2 separate regions of the Homo sapiens genome follow, and region 1 is linked to region 2. Evidence: chromatin loops called from intact Hi-C (ENCODE). Cell type or tissue: Caco-2. All regions are shown on one strand. Each heading gives the region's core, and the rest is flanking DNA. Links, peaks and the distances in the headings are about the cores only. Region 1 overlaps LIMA1 (LIM domain and actin binding 1). Region 2 overlaps LIMA1 (LIM domain and actin binding 1).

Region 1 (5,381 bases), core at 253-5,252, 52 kb before region 2:
TGAAGGGAACATCAACTCTGGATTATTCCTTTCAAACATTTATAATCTCAATCTAATCTGAGAAAATATCATGTTTTTTAAAAAAACTTTTTTTTGTTTTGTCTTTTGAGTATTGCAAGATGTTCCAGGCTGATCTTGTATTTGCCCTTCCCCAGCTCTGGAATCAACCGCTTCTCCAAGGAGTCTTGATTCTATTTTATTGGAGAAACCAAGAAACCCAAATTGAGGAACATTCTACATAATATCTGACCAATACTTTCAACAATATCGAGGTCATGAAAGACAAGGAAAAGCAGAGTAACTGTCATAGATTGGGGTAGACTTAGGAAGACACGACAACTAAATGCAGTGTATGATCCTGAAACAGAAATAAGACGTTAATTAAAAAACTGGTGGAATTTCAATAAAGTCTATAGTTAATAGTATTGTACCAGTGCTCATTTCTTAGTTTTGCTAATTGTACTATGGTAATATAAGATAAAGCTAGGTGAAATGTATATGGGAACTCTTGTACTGTTTTTGCAACTCTTATGTATGAAATTGTTTCAGAATAAAAGGTGAGTGCTCACTTCAGTCATACATATACTAAAGTTGAAATGATACAGAGAAGATTAGCATGGTCCCTGTGTGAAGTTAACACACAAATTTGTGAAGCAGTCCATGTTTAAAAAAAAAAGTTTAAAAAAAAAAGGTTAAAGAACTATTAACTTCCAGCCAGGCACGGTGGCTCACGCCTGTAATCCCAGCACTTTGGAAGGCCGAGGCGGGCGGATCATGAGGTCAGGAGTTCAAGACCAGCCTGACCAACATGGTGAAACCCCATCTCTACTAAAAATACAAAAAAAAAAATTAGCCGAGTGTGGTGGCACATGCCTGTAATCACAGCTACCCAGGAGGCTGAGGCAGGACAATTGCTTGAACCTGGGAGGCGGAGGTTGCAGTGAGCCGAGATTGCGCCACTGCACTCTAGCCTGGGCGACAGAGTGAGACTCCATCTCAAAAAAAAAATAAATAACTATTAACTTCCAAAAAATGTTCAAGAATGTGAATTTAGTCACTATTTTTGTACAGAAATATAAATTTAGAAATGTAATTTTCTGAAAAAACATTATGTAGCAATGTATTTCATGTTGCTTTTATTTAAAATTCCCTTTGCAACTTGAAGTTTTTTAGTTTTTTTTTTTCTTTTAATTGCTCCCTTTTACCTGATGACATTCAAATTGGGAAGAGAGGTTGGTAGAAAAACTAAAACTCTACAATCTATTTCTTAAAAATAATGTTTTTCTTTTCTTTCTTTCCTTTCTTTTCTTTCTTTTCTTTACTTTTTTTTTTCTTTTCTTTTCTTTTTTTTTTTTTGACAGGGTCTGGCTCTATAGTCCAGGTTGAGTACAGTGGTGTGATCACGGCTCACTGCAACCTTAACCTCTAGGCTCAAGTGACCCACCTCAGCCTCTTGAGTAGCTGGGACCACAGACACACCACCATGGCCAGATAGTTTTCTGTATTTTTTCTTTGTAGAGACAGGGTTTCACCATGTTGCCCAGGCTGGTCTCAAACTCCTGAGCTCATGTGATCTGCCTGCCTCGGCCTCCCAAAGTGCTGGGATTACAGGCATGAGCCACCACATGTGGCCCATTTTTTCTTCATAAGTGAGTTTGTAGTTTTTACTTTGTTCTAATTTTTTGAGGCTATGTTCAGGAAGCCATACAGCTTGAATAAGTAACCATCTCAGGAGAAAAAAAAGAGAGGAGGCCACTGAGATCGGATATATAAGAACAGGATTTTATTAGTGGCTTGGGGAGGGCTGGTTGCAGGGCCAGCTCATTTATTTTTTGGTTTGGTTTGGTGGTTTTTTTTTGTTTTGTTTTTTTTGGTTTTGTTTTGAGACAGAGTCTTGTGCTGTTGCCCAGGCTGGAGTGCAGTGACACAATTTTTCTTCTGCCTCACCCTCCCGAGTAGCTGGAATTACAGGCATGCACCACCACGCCTGGCTAATTTTTGTATTTTTAGTAGAGACAGGGTTTTACCATGTTGGCCAGGCTGGCCTCGAACTCCTGAACTTAAGTGATCCACTCACCTAAGCCTCCCAGAGTGCTGGGATTACAGGCATAAGCCACCGCGCCCGGCTGTTTTTGTCCAAGCCTGGTTTCTGAGAGACAGTTTCCTTGGTCAGGAGAGTCTGTAAATGAATTTATTAGAATAGGTTTCTTGGAGCAGTTACCGGCCTCACCGTAAGCAACAGCTTGAGGAAGCAGATACCTGGGGCAGATTTCCCAGTGAGTCACTCTTCAACTTTTCAAGGACCTTTGTTCGAGAGATCTTTATCTCCAAGCTACAGCTTACCCTACCCTAGGACAATTTAGTGGCCCATCTCAAGCTACCTGGTTTGATAAAAGAACATTGATCCTGGGAGTTAGAACTCTAGCTCTAATACTAACCAGCTGGTGACTTTGGAAAATGATTGGAGCTTTATGCATCTCAGTTTCCTCACTGTAAAAAAGGGGATTTGGTTACTTGATTTCCAAGCTACTTTCTTAATGAAAAAAATCTGCCATTTGTATCTGAAACTGAAGGCATCTTCCTTCTCAGCAAACTGTTCCCCTTTCTATGTATACCATTTATTTGTCATGCAACGATCCTTCTAGTCTCTGAAGCTAAAAATCTGTGTTTATTTTTGTTATATGTTTCCTTTAACTCTTGCAGCCAACTGTCTTCCAATCCAGCAGTTCTTCCTTCACAGTTCATGTGGTAGTAGAATGCATATGACTGAAGAGAATGGGTTTTGGAGTCTGAAAGTCTGAAAATGGAACTCATATCTGAGAGAGACTGTGTGGGTGGGGAGAGATAATATACCTTTCTTTTTTTTTTTTTTTTTTTTGAGACAGAGTCTCGCTCTGTCGCCCAGGCTGGAGTGCAATGGCATGATCTCGACTCACTGCAACCTCTGCTTCCCGGGTTCAAGCAGTTGTCCTGCCTCAGCCTCCCAAGTAGCTGGGATTACAGGCGCCTGCCACCATGCCTGGCTAATTTTTTGTATGTTTAGTAAAGACAGGATTTTGCTACATTGGCCAGACTGGGTCCGGAACTCCTGACCTCAGGTGATCCGCCTGCCTCAGCCTCCCAAAGTGCTGGGATTACAGGCGTGAGCCACCATGCTGGCCCCAATACCACACCTTTAATGCAGGCCAATGAAAGCCAGTTACTACAATGGAGGGTATTCCAAGTGAGCCCAGGATAACTTTTAAGTTTCCCTGAAAGCAGGAATGATTATCTCTGATATTCACCACTCTGGGAAGATACTCACCACTATTCTCTTACTGAAAAATAATTTGTATGGGTTTTCAGCTAGGTGGTTCAGGGATTTTTCTAGCTGGTTTTCTACATTGGCTAAAAGTGGCGGTTTTAATCATTCTTCATTAATTGTAGTTGAAAGAAAATGGACTTTGGAATCAAACAGAATATGCGTTTGAATCCCAGCTCTGCTACTTTATAGCTAAGTGATCTTTGTAAAGTTAATATGTCTGAATCTCAATTTCGTTACCATAAATATAAGACAATAAAACCAATCCTGTAGAATGATTGTGAGGATTGAGATATATGCAAAGCATAAAGTTAGTGTCTTAAAATCTTCCAAGAGTCGGATTTCTAACTTTAGCTTTGAATTTGTAGTTTCCTATTGTATATCATTTGGATTTCTCTTGCTGACATGTATGTCTCAACATGTGTAAATCAACACTCATCATTTTCCCTCTTCTTTCTATATTTACTGTCTCTGTTAATGGAATCAACAGCCTTCCATCATTCGGGTTTGATGATGCCAGCTTTGATTCTCTTTTACCCTAAGTTCATTTTATTCTAAGAACTGTCAATTTCTCTCTTCCCACTTTTCCATTTCCACCTACCCTAATTAATTTACGAATTTAAACCTTGATTACCTCTCACTTAGTTTCAGGATCTTCTTGACTAGTAATTTAGACTCCAGTCTTTTTCCCTCTTAGCAAGTTGCACACTACTGCTGAATAATATTTTAAAATATGATGTTAGTCATGTTACATGCTTTTTCAGAAACTTTCTGTGTTCCACCAGAGAGACTGTGGTTAATCCACTACAGAGATCTTATCTTACAGGTGTGGATATTGAGGATCAGAAACTTTTTTTGTTATAAAAACCATGCATGTGCTAAGTAAATAGCACATAAGATTAGACCTAATCTCTGATCACTCATGGGTTACTTCTTCCCACTATTGAAATATGGCCCAAACTCCTTAGCATGGTTTTCTTCCCAGTCAGGCCCCATTATGTCTTTTTTTTTTTTTTTTTTTTTTTGAGACAGTTTCGCTCTTGTCACCCAGGCTGGAGTACAGTGGTGCAATCTCGGCTCACTGCAACCTCCGCCTCCCAGGTTCGAGAGAGTCTCTTGCCTCAGCCTTCCGAGCAGCTGGGATTACAGGCGCGTGCCACCACGCCCAGCTAATTTTTTGTATTTTTAGTAGAGATGGGGTTTGGCCATCTTGGGCAGGCTGGTCTCAAACTCCTGACCTCAGGTGATCCGCCTGCCTCAGCCTCCCAAAGTGCTGGGATTATAGGCGTGAGCCACCACACCTGGCCAAGTCTTGTCTATCTTCAACTTCTCTTGCACCTAGAGTTTAACTCACTCCCCAAAGGTGCTAATGCTATTCTCCTCCTTCCTCCTCCTGCCTTCACTTTGATGAAATTCTGCCCGTTCTTTAAGTCCCAAGTCATCTGATATCTTTTCCTTTCCCTCTCACAAAGCCAGAAAATCAGGTCTTGTATTCCTACACCACGCATAGCCTCTAACCACATTCTGTCTTGTACTATAAATATTTGTGTGTATGTCAGCAAGCACAGTAGATTATGTACACCATTCAGGCAGGGACATCTCCCTACATCTCATAAGAAGTAGTTATTCAATAGCCTGGTACCAGAGTCTATCAAAAATCATGTATTGATTCTCACGTTTATCTGTTTCATAGGTACTAATCACATTGCTAAGAAATAACATTATGCTTCTGTGAAGACAAGTGTGGTCAGGGTGAGAGTCATCTCATTCCCTGAGTGTAAGAACTCTAAGAACTGTGTGCCTCTCCTAGCTGTATACCAAAATAGATGTTCTGACTTTTCTTAACTTTCTGGCTGGGAGTAATCAAAACCACGGACTTAGACTTGGGAGTTAACCTTTTTTTTCTTTATCGTGCTCGGTATCTCAAATAATAAATCCTTTTCCTTTTTTAGAAACATACCTTTTTTTTTTTTTTTTTTTGAGGTGGAGTCTCATTCACTCTGTCACCCAGGCTGGAGTGCAGTGGCATGATCTCAGCTCACTGCATCCTCTGCCTCCAGGGTTCAAGTGATTCTCCTGC
Region 2 (5,381 bases), core at 306-5,305:
CAGAAAAAAAAAAAAAAAGCCCAGCGTGGTGGTGCATCCTTGAAGTCACTGCTACTTGGGAAACTGAGGTGGTTGGATCATTTGAGCCCAAGACTTCAAAGCTGCAGTGAGCTATGATTGTACCACTGCCCCATACTCTAGCCTGGGTGACAGAGTGAGACCCTGTCTCAAAAAATAAAATATGCAATCCTCAATTATGGTAAGGTTCTTTTAATGCTAAGAAAGTGAGTGAATATTACTTTATAAATGACAATTATATTCCTGATTTTCTTCTTCGTGCTTTTAACAGAAGATATTGGCCATTAGATAAAAATAACCCAAAATTTAGAATTTTGAAATTATTTGAATCACTTTTATCTTCTAATAAAACATGTTGGCCAGTCACGGTGGTTTACACCTATAATTCCAGCGCTTTGGGAGGCTGAGGCGGGAGGATATCTTGAGCTCAGGAGTTCGAGGCTGTAGTGAGCTATGATCGTGCCACTGCACTTCAGCCTGGGTGATAGAGTGAGACCCCATCTCAGAAATAAAATAAAACATGTTATTTGGATGCTTCCAGGTCAGTTGTCATCTTCTACATTTGACTCGGAGAAAAATGAGAGTAGACGAAATCTGGAACTTCCACGCCTCTCAGAAACCTCTATAAAGGATCGAATGGCCAAGTACCAGGCAGCTGTGTCCAAACAAAGCAGCTCAACCAACTATACAGTATGTGTTCTGCATCATTCATTCATTCATTCATTCCATCATCCAGCAGATGGTCACTGAGTACTGGAATTAGGAAATGTCACCAGACCCTTGTATCTGAGCCCTGGTCCCCTAGCTGTTCTCTTTTCACATGAACCCTACCCTCGCTGGATTTGCAGTTCTTACCATGGTCTAATCCTGACTTTGCTTTCTTAGTCCTGGTTCCCACCCCACTCACTTTTTTTGTGATGTTACCAGTGAGTATCATTGAGAGTTTCCCTGGCTCTTCTACTTAATCTTTGTGTTGTTAAAGAAGTAGTATTTTATTAGTTTTAATATAACTCTTATTTTATCTTGGTTGTTGAGGGAAGAAGGAAGAAGACTGAAGAGCTTATTTTGGCTTTTGAGGGAAGAAAGAAGAAGACTGGAGAGAAATATCAGCTGTGTTCATTAACGAGGGTTTTTTTTGTGATTTTTTACTGAGATATAACTCACATAATATAAAATCACCATTTTAAAGTATACAATCTTGTGATACTTAGCATATTCACAAGGTTGTACAACCATTACCACTGTTTAATTCCAGAACCTTTCCATCACCCTGAAAAGAAACTTCATACCTGTGTAGTCACTCCCAACTTCCCCTGCTCTCATCCCCTGGCAACCACTTAGCTACTTCCTGTCTTTATGTATCTGCCTATTTTGGAAATTTCATATGAAGGAGTCATACAGTAGATCTTCTACTTAATCTTTAATCCTTACGATGTACTGTTTTCCTAAAGAAGTAGAATAGTAGATAAGGAAAAGGGAGAGATCACAAGAAGGTGACGTGCTCAGTAAGCATGAAAATTTTGATATTCAGCTGGGTGTGATGGCTCACACCTGTAATCCCAGCACTTTGGGAGGCCGAGGTGGGCAGATTGCCTGAGGTCAGGAGTTCAAGACCAGCTTGGCTAACGTGGTGAAACCCCATCTCTACTAAAAATACAAAAATTAGCCAGCATGGTGGCAGGCACCTGTAATCCCAGCTACTTGGGAGGCTGAGGCAGGAGAATCGCTGGAACCCAGGAGGCAGAGGTTGCAGTGAGGCAAGATTGCGCCACTACACTCCAGCCTGGGCGACACAGCAAGACTCCGTCTCCAGGAAAAAAAAAAAAGATTGGTATTCAAAATACAATGGAGGGTCCTTCCCCTTTACGTTGTCCTGTGCTTAACGGGTAAGCTGATGCTACAGAACTGCTAAATTGAAGTTACCTTATAGCCAGGCGCAGGAGCTCACACCGTAATCCCAACACTTTGGGAGCCTGAGGTGGGTGGGTCATTTGAAGTCAGGAGTTCAGAACCAGCCTGGCCAACATGGTGAAATCCCGTCTCTACTAAAAATACAAAAAAAAAATTAGCCAGGTGTAGTGGCACACACCTGTAATCCCAGCTACTAGGGAGGCTGAGGCAGGAGAATCACTTGAACCTAGGAGATGGAGGTTACAGTGAGCTGAGATCACACCACTGTACTCCAGCCTGGGTGACAGGGTGAGACTCCATCTCAAAAAAAAAAAAAAAAAAAGGAAGTTACCTTTCAAATGCCATTTATTCACATATATATGTATACACACACATAGATACAAATGTACACACACATATTTTTGTATCCTTCAAGCATTTGTTCTAAGATTTCAAATTACAAACCATTAATCTCTTGATGTCCTAATTGTCTAACAAAATCAAAAAGAACAATATTGAATTTTATTTGTTCTTAGGCAGATCGAAATTGGTGCATATTGGAAACCATAATGAGTATTCTGGGAGTTAAGCCTTCTCTTCCCCACATTATTAAGTATACATTCTCTAATAATATTTGGTGGACTAATTCTCTGGGCAATGAATAATTTCATCTTGGTTTTTTAACTGTAATTTTAACAACTTTATGTTTTAAGAAGAGATGATGTGTGTAAATCAATTAGCAAAGTGGAGTATCACAGGCTGATTATGCACCGTGAATGTGAAAAGCGAGCAAATTTAGACTTCCCTTAGAAGGCAGGTCAGGAGATACAGCAAATTGGGATCTGCGAAGCTGAACTTCCTCTTGTTACCAGATTTTACTGCTTCTCAGTGCCCTCCTGCTGTAAACATTCCCACCAGGTGACTCCCTATGTGGGGAAACCTGTTGAGTAACTTTTTTTTTTTAACTCCTAACCATTTCTGCATTACAGTTCTCCTGCTCTGGAGATTTTAAGAGTTGAAAACTCTTTGGGAATTCTTGTAAAAAGTACATTTTGTCTCATCCCCAAAGAATTTCCCAGGCCCCTTACAGAATATGGTTGTAACAAGGCACATACATACTCTCTGGCAGCAGTTCTGGAGGTGGGGCTTTGAGATGGGGTCAGGAATGAGTTGTTGGGCTATATAATGTTCTGCAGTGCTAGCTGCCAGCTCCTCCTCACAGATGCACCTCCGGTGCTGTGGGTCGTAATCTAGAATACCATCACTAGGTGACTAAGTCATACTCACATTCCTTTCATTGACCTGGTGGCCATAAATTGTTTCCTCCCATGCCTAAAGATTCACAGAGAACAGAAAAGTACTAGATTACTACATTATTAGCAGACTAATGGTGGGAAATGTCTATAGTCATCGACCTCTATGTTTATTTTATTTTATTTTATTTTTTTATTTTGAGATGGAGTTTCACTCTTGTTCCCCAGGCTGGAGTGCAGTGGCGTGATCTCGGCTCACTGCAACCTCTGCCTCCCTGATTCAAGCGATTCTCCTGCCTCAGCCTCCCAAGTAACTGGGATTACAAGTGTGCACCACCACACGTGGCTAATTTTTTGTATTTTTAGTAGAGACAGGATTTCACCATGTTCGCCAGGCTGGTCTTGAACTCCTGACCTCAGGCGATCCACCCGCCTCAGCTTCCCAAAGTGCTGGGATTACAGGCGTGAGCCACTGCACCCAGGTTCTATGTTGATTTTAGATGTAATAGATGAGTTAATTGTAATATTCACCCCAGTGTCCTTTGCAAGGAAAAAAATGCAATTATCCTTATTCCTTATGACAATAAAATGCATGTTCTTTTATGTTGAGGCTCTGTTTTGAGAAGTAAAATAAATTATGTCTTTAGTACAATATATGAATTGTATATGGAAAAACATGCTTTTTGAAAGTCCCACCAAAAAGGTTTCTTTATGGTATCATTAAATATAATTTCAGTTTTTATATGTATACATCATCCCTGTCTCTCTTTCCAGGCCGGGCATTTATATATGTATGGTCAGTATATTTTCTATTATTGGCACTTGGCATCTCCTTTCCCCTGCTCCAGAATGGTCTTTTCTGATAAAACTCACAAGCTTTGCATTACCACAAGCTCTGCTGCTAGAAGAGTGAATCACAAGAATGTTGTATGCTTGGGGTGTTCTGTGTGCCTGTGTTGATGTGTCTGTATTCTAATGAGCAATCCAGTTTTACACTAGCATACAGATATTTAACTCTGAGGTATGTGTCCACAAAGCTGCTTTTGTCATTTCACTAGTCAGTGGGTTTTGCTTGTGAGAGTTAGGGGGTTGATTTGACCCGAGGCTTCTTAGAAGAATTTTTTAACATTCCAAGTTTATCTAATAGATGTGCTATGAAGAGAACAGAATGATGGGACTTTAAAAAAATTTTTACAGTTATTTTTATTTTGTAGAATGAGCTGAAAGCCAGTGGTGGCGAAATCAAAATTCATAAAATGGAGCAAAAGGAGAATGTGCCCCCAGGTCCTGAGGTCTGCATCACCCATCAGGAAGGGGAAAAGGTAGGTTGAAAAGTCTGATGTCCAGTTGCCAAGGAAGCATGTGTTCTAAATTAGATGCTTGAAATTAGAAACAACTCTAACTCTAGGCTGTAGAGTGTCTGGGAATTTGGTAACAGCTGCCAGGACAGATTGCCATTTTTGCAGGTCACATAATTTCAGTTGAGTAGCTCTGCAACTTATAGCTGACCAAATAATGAGCCTTCATTGGAAAATTATTTTGCTCAGCAGATGCTCAGAAGGCAAAGAGCTGAAGTGATTTTTTAAAATCTATTTGGAGGCTGGGCACAGTGGCTCACGCCTGTAATCCCAGCACTTTGGGAGGGTGAGGCAGGTGGATCACCTGAGGTCAGGAGTTCGAGACCAGCCTAGCCCACAGGGTGAAACCCCATCTCTACTAAAAATATAAAAAGCCGGGTGTGGGGGTGCATGCCTGTAATCCCAGCTGCTCGGGAGGCTGTGGCAGGAGAATCGCTTGATCCCAGGAGGTGGAGGTTGCAGTGAGCTGAGTGCACTGCACTCCAGCCTGGGCGACAGAGCAAGACTCTGTCTCAAAAATAAATAAATAAAATAAAAATCTATTCGGGCCGAGTGTGGTGGCTCACGCCTGTAATCCCAGCACTTTGGGAGGCCAAGGCAGGCAGATCATCTGAGGTCGAGAGTTCGAGACAAGCCTGACCAACATGGAGAAACCCCGTCTCTAATAAAAATACAAAAAATTAGCCGGGCATGGTGGTGCATGCCTGTAATCCCAGATACTCAGGAGGCTGAGACAGTTGAATCGCTTGAACCCAGGAGGCGGATGTTGCAGTGGGCTGAGGTCACACCACTGCACTCCAGCCTAAGCAACAAGAGCGAAACTCCATCTCAAAAAAAAAAAATCTATTTGGGAGAGCATAGA

The links. A loop is a pair of places that touch in the nucleus more often than their neighbours do. Peaks named below come from ENCODE experiments on the same cell type or tissue, not always from the same donor. Only the 100,000 strongest peaks of a DNase experiment are listed, where the experiment ranks them.
Region 1: it touches region 2 in a loop (4-fold over the local background); 7 of 110 quality-filtered maps call a loop at or near these places.

What each region holds. Positions count from the first base shown.
Region 1 is chr12:50,251,525-50,256,905 of GRCh38, reverse strand. All of the region lies in intron 1 of LIMA1 (LIM domain and actin binding 1), which reads left to right. It also overlaps the pseudogene RNU6-1093P. Among named protein-coding and RNA genes, the nearest start is that of MIR1293, 20 kb to the right of the region's middle. In Caco-2, for the core only: no CTCF peak of the experiment used is centred there; a DNase peak (open chromatin) is centred at 2,225.
Region 2 is chr12:50,199,879-50,205,259 of GRCh38, reverse strand. It overlaps LIMA1 (LIM domain and actin binding 1), which reads left to right. Exons shown (of 11, transcript NM_016357.5): 6 at 560-708; 7 at 4,376-4,483. Among named protein-coding and RNA genes, the nearest start is that of MIR1293, 32 kb to the left of the region's middle. In Caco-2, for the core only: CTCF peaks have their summits at 2,829 and 3,132; DNase peaks (open chromatin) are centred at 2,809 and 3,109.